Regions from separate parts of the Homo sapiens genome. Here region 1 is linked to region 2. The links are chromatin loops, found by intact Hi-C in ENCODE. Cell type or tissue: dorsolateral prefrontal cortex. All regions are shown on one strand. Each heading gives the region's core, and the rest is flanking DNA. Links, peaks and the distances in the headings are about the cores only. Region 1 overlaps PDZD2 (PDZ domain containing 2). Region 2 overlaps PDZD2 (PDZ domain containing 2).

Region 1 (2,804 bases), core at 108-2,607, 76 kb before region 2:
GATGCAAGTGCAAGTCTGTTCATTTCTGTACTTGGCAAACCCAGGTGGAATGGGAGTGAAGTTCATAGGAACGGCTCACCTACTCATTGCAGTTGGTTACCTGCCTCTGCTTCCACAGTAACTAAGAAAGGGCCAAGGGCCAAAACAGGTGCCAAAGCCTGAAGTTCAAAAATCTCTGGAGGCGGCTGGTCGTGGTGGCTCAAGCCTGTAATCCCAGCACTTTGGGAGGCCAAGGTGGGCGGATCACAAGGTCAGGAGATCCAGACCATCCTGGGTAACACAGTGAAACCCCGTCTCTACTAAAAAATATACAAAAATTTAGTGAGGCGTGGTGGTGGGCACCTGTAGTCCCAGCTACTCGGGAGGCTGAGGCAGGAGAATTGCATGAACCCGGGAGGCGGAGGTTGCAGTGAGCGGAGATCGCGCCACTGCACTCCAGCCTGGGCGACAGAGTAAGACTCCGTCTCAAAAAAAAAAAAAAAAATCTCTGGAGAAGAAAAGAAAAAGTCATTTTGAGGGCATATGGTGCTCAAAACGAGAGAATAAAAATGTTCATAACGTATTTAGTACCCGGACAGAAAAGATAAAGTAGAAGTCAGGATTGCTGAAAATGGCCCAGGGGTGCCTATAGATAGACGGGTATGAAGTTGGACCAGTAACACTATAACCACACTAAGATGCTTTTATCTTTCTTCTCTGTATGGTTTACAATTACCATTACAATTCCCGAAAGTAGTGCTAAGAGTTTAAAAGCGAGTGTCTTATGTAGGTATTTGGGTTTTCCATCTTCCATGGCTCAAGTTAATCACCCAGGGGCTGTGCTGCCCCCATTCAGAAAGGTTGTGACCAGGGTACCAGAGGAGGAGCAGGTCACTGGGATAAAATTAAAGAGCATCTCTGGATCTGGCTCTGAAACCTCAATCCTCTTTAAATGATGGAAAGTCGCTCTTTTTATGGAATCTCTTCCCTCATAAAAACAAGTGGACCCTGAAAAGCAGCTGTGCATGTGGCTTTCAACAATGATCTGTGGGCTGCGACGGAGGGTGTGGCCAAGTTTGCCAGTTTTCTGAAAGAACTCACCCCACTGGCCATTGTAGTGTTGGAAATTGTCTTGCTGCTCACGCTTTCCTTAAAAGGCTTCTGATTCCAGAACAGAGTTAGAGAAACTGGGGACGAATAACTCCCCTCTGTCATCCATCACGAAGAGCTGAGCACAGGCGGATTTCTCAGATCAGCTCCTCATTCATTAGTGCGACTCCTGAGGGCCGAGGCTGTGTGTGTGAAGGGACTCGAATGGGGCACCTCCCAGGGCCACAGGAAAAAACACCAGTCACAGACAGGAGAGGATAGCTCAGATGTTGCCATTCAAGAGAGAGCTCTGAAGGCTGAAAACATCAGCCAAACAGCACGGCGGTGAAACACACACAGCCTGTGAATAATAAACTGGACTGGGGCTCCCAGCACTTTCTCTCACTGTGCTGGATTTCAACCACAAGATGGCAGGCGACGGCCCTCAGATCCTCACAGCTTGTCAGATGGCACTCCCAAGAGGTGAGGAAAGCAAGCTCCCACTGTCCTCTCCAATGGCCATCGCCACACTCTTAGGAGGCAGCTATAAGCTACACTCTTGTTGAGATGGAAGGTTCTAGATGTAACTATCCATTTTCAGAACAGGTAAAAACATAGATTTTCTATGTTTTTATGTAAATAATAAACTGTTAAAAAACCATCCTAATTTCATTAGTTATTTTTATTATTTTTTTTTTTTTGAGATGGAGTCTTGCTCTGTTGCCCAGGCTGGAGTGCAGTGGTGTGATCTCGGCTCACTGCAACCTCCGCCTCCCAGTTCAAGCGATTCTCCTGCCTCAGCCTCCTGAGTAGCAGGAACTACAGGTGTGTGTGCCACCATGCCCAGCTAATTTTTTGTATTTCTAGTAGAGATGGGGTTTCACTATGTTGGCCAGGCTGGTCTCAAACTCCTGACCTCAAGTGATCCACCCGCCTCAGCCTCCCCAAGTGCTGGCATTACAGGCATGAGCCACTATGCCCAGCCTCATTAGTTGTTATTTATGATGTTAAAGAAAACATTCTAGAATTTGAGTCAGAGTGCATGAATTCTAGGCGTCACTCTTCTCTAAGATGATACTTGACCCCAGGAAACCACCTCCTGAAGCCTCAGTTTCCACCTTGGTAGAGTGAGAAAACAGGACTTGGATGAACCCTGGGATACCTTCCAGAAACCAAGTCCTGGAGTGAAACAGCACGTGGAGACAGCAGTCTGAAAGGAATGAAGCGGGTCACGAACAAACAGTCCGTAATGCTTCACTTACACTTCATCCTTGGGGAATGGGCTGTTCCACATGGCAGGTTTTCCACATAATTGAATTTTAAATGCTGAAACTTGTTTTCGTTTTAACCGGTAAGGGAAATCTTTCTAAAGTGTATTACATGCTTCTCTGGCTTTTTAAACAGCAAGCTGAGTATAATTTCACCTTTCCTTAATGTCTCTAAGTCATGGTGATGACGACCTCTTACTATATATCCAGTCCTGCACAGAGCGTCAGGCACCTTTGAGCATATTCAGGTAGGCAGGACCCTTATGCTAAATGGCCCCAGAGACTACAGTATCAAGCTACAATTGGCAATTCTTTCTCTCTACCATCTCCTACCTACATCACTACCTGCAGTCATTTTTCCAAGTAACACCTTCTAGCAGCCTCTTGACACTGTTTAAAATCTGCTATAATGCAGACAGAACTCAAGGTTGCCATGGGTAACCAGAGCCTAAGCTTGCAACAACCCTA
Region 2 (2,804 bases), core at 77-2,576:
AGAGACAGACAAAGGAATTTACTGATGCATGTAAACAAAAAATCCTCGAGGAATTGTGATATTGTCATTTACAATGAGAAATACATATTTGCTCTTCGTTGCTGGCATAGCTCCTAAAACGCTTGAAGTCTCTGAAATGATAAATGTTTTTTCTTATGCTAATGAGATGACTGGTGGCTGAGGGCTCCTGGATAGCTGTAGGATGGGGGCTGGTTTTCAGGGAAACCAATCTCGTGATTGGGTACTTTCAGCCCCATTTCCCAAACTCTGGGGAGGGGAGAGGGGCTGAAGCTGGAGTTGGTCACCAATGGTCAATGAAGCCAAAGGTCAATCAAGCCTCATAATGAGGCCTCTATAAAAACCCAAAATGGGCTAGGCATGGTGGTTCATGCCTGTAATCCCAGCACTTTGGGAGGCTGAGGTGGGTGGATCACCTGAGGTCACGAGTTCGAGACCAGCCTGGCCAACATGGTGAAACCCTGTCCCTACTAAAAATACAAAATTAGCTGGGTGTGGTGGCGGGTGCCCGTAATCCCAGCTACTCAAGGGGCTGAGGCAGGAGAATCGCTTGAACCCGGGAGGCAGAGGCTGCAGTAAGCTGAGATCACATCACTGCACTCCAGCCTGGGAGACAGAGCGAGACTCCATCTCAAAAAACAAAACAAAACAACAACAACAACAAAATGACAGGGTCTGGAGTACTTCCAGATTGCTGAACATTCAGAGGTTTTTTTAGGAGAGTGGAACACCCCGAGAGGGTATGGAAGTCCTGCACCCTTTCCCCCATACCTCGCCCTATGCATCTCTTCATCTGGCTGTTCATCTGTATCCTTTATCCTATCTTTCACTGGACAATAAACTGTAAACATAAGTATTTCCCTGAGTTCTGTGAGCCATTGCAGCAAATTATGGAACCCAAGAAGGGGGTTTTGGAAATTCTGATTTTACAGCTGGTCAGTCAGAAGTACTGGCGAAAACCTGGGACTTCATATTGGTATCTGAAATGGGAAAAGTCTTTGGGAGACTGTGCGCTTAACCTGTGAGGTCTGATGGTAACTCCAGGTAGACAGTGTCAGAATTGAATTAAATTGCAAGACACCTAGTTGGTGCCCACTGGAGAATTCATGTGTATGAAGAAATCCCCATATCTGGTTACAGAAGTGTTCTGTGTTGTGTTGAGTGAGAGGATAGTAGGAGAAAACAGTTTGGATCTTCCTGCATTACAGGAACGGCGATAGCTCTCAACACAGCTGGATCTGCATATACTGTCACCAGGAATCGCGACTTTTCTGAATGTACTGGCTTCGTTCCCAGTTGGCACTCTGCACATGGGAGTAAAGACGGCCACCAGAAGGCAAAGCTTCTATCGTACCAGCTTGGAAACCCCAGCTGAGAGCATGTGCCTCTTTCACACTGGTTCCAGAAAAAGTCCCAGAATAGACTCATTGTCTGACTTGGATCATGTGCCTATCACTTAGCCAGTCCCTGAGTTTTCTGCCTGCTCCTGGGACCAGAGTGTGGGTCAGACCACACGCAGCACGTGGATTGAGAGTGAGAAAGAATGAGCTCCAAAGCAAGAGAACGGGGGAAAGATGCCAGAAAGACAGAAACGAAAGATATCCCCAAAGCACAAGCCTTAGCTGTCAACCATTTGAACCCCCAGGATTTTTTCATCCTCAGTTTGATGCATGCTAAATACGGTTTGAAATTCTGTTAAATCACAAAGCGTTGTTCCCATCAAGAATTGGAACATCACCAGCACCCCAGGGCAGCCCCTGTACTCCCTTCCAGGCACTATCCACTGGAAGGTAACCCACCCCGAATTCTAACAGCACAGGTAAGTTTGGCCTGTTCTGATACTTCACATAAATGGAATCACGGCTTGTACTATATTGTGATTGTGCCCTTTTCTGTGTGCATATTATAATTCAATAAAAAGTTTATTTAAAAAGCTGCTCCCGGCCGGGCGCGGTGGCTCACGCCTATAATCCTAGCACTTTGGGAGGCCGAGGCAGGCGCATCACCTGAGGTCAGAAGTTCAAGATCAGTCTGGCCAACATGGCGAAACCCTGTCTCTACTAAAAATACAAAAATTAGCGGAGCGTGGTGGCTCCTGCCTGTAATCCCAGCTCCTCAGGAGGCTAAGGCAGGAGAATTGCTTGAACCTAGGAGGCAGAGATTGCAGTGAGCTGAGATCATACCACTCCACTCCAGTCTGGGTGACAGAGTGAGGCTCTGTCTCAAAAAGTAAAATAAAAATAAAAAGCTGCTCCTGATATTTTCCCTACTCTATGAACATCATAAATTATGGAACTTTCAAGGACCTTCTCAGCTCTCTTAGAAATGGCCTTCTCCAAGGAAACAATCTCTTAGATAGCAAATTCTTTCAAGCATCTGCAGTAAACCACAGGTGGCCAAGTTCACAGGCAGTGGGGCCCATGTGAGGGACCTGCCATGTTTTTTGGCCTCCCACCTCCTTCTGCTCAGCCTTCTGGCCTGGGCTCCATCCTCTTAGAGGTGGGCATTTGAGAAAACATCTCCCTGTGCCGGTCTTTGCATCTGAGGTCAAAGGTGAGCAGAGAACAACCATCAATCAGGCAACAGTTTGCTAGCAAACCTGCAAAAAGCTCATGGATAGGACAAAGAGATGACATCATTGAGTCACCTCAAAATGTGGTCAGGGACCCCTCAGTAATGAAAGTTACAAACTCTTACCCCACCTCTCCACACTGAAGCTCATCTGTGGATAAGCCCTAAGAGTCCATGGATTCCAGGTTTAAAAAAGCTTCTCTGTAGGGCAGAAC

Evidence for each region. A loop is a pair of places that touch in the nucleus more often than their neighbours do. Peaks named below come from ENCODE experiments on the same cell type or tissue, not always from the same donor. Only the 100,000 strongest peaks of a DNase experiment are listed, where the experiment ranks them.
Region 1: it touches region 2 in a loop (7-fold over the local background); 2 of 110 quality-filtered maps call a loop at or near these places.

What each region holds. Positions count from the first base shown.
Region 1 is chr5:31,807,944-31,810,747 of GRCh38, reverse strand. All of the region lies in intron 2 of PDZD2 (PDZ domain containing 2), which reads right to left. Among named protein-coding and RNA genes, the nearest start is that of MIR4279, 130 kb to the left of the region's middle. In dorsolateral prefrontal cortex, for the core only: CTCF peaks have their summits at 1,279 and 1,483 (motif pointing right); a DNase peak (open chromatin) is centred at 1,497; H3K4me3 peaks cover 1,027 bases; H3K27ac peaks cover 816 bases.
Region 2 is chr5:31,732,185-31,734,988 of GRCh38, reverse strand. The region is part of intron 1 of PDZD2 (PDZ domain containing 2); the gene reads right to left. Among named protein-coding and RNA genes, the nearest start is that of PDZD2, 94 kb to the right of the region's middle. In dorsolateral prefrontal cortex, for the core only: a CTCF peak has its summit at 1,408; a DNase peak (open chromatin) is centred at 1,398; H3K4me3 peaks cover 1,019 bases; H3K27ac peaks cover 2,414 bases.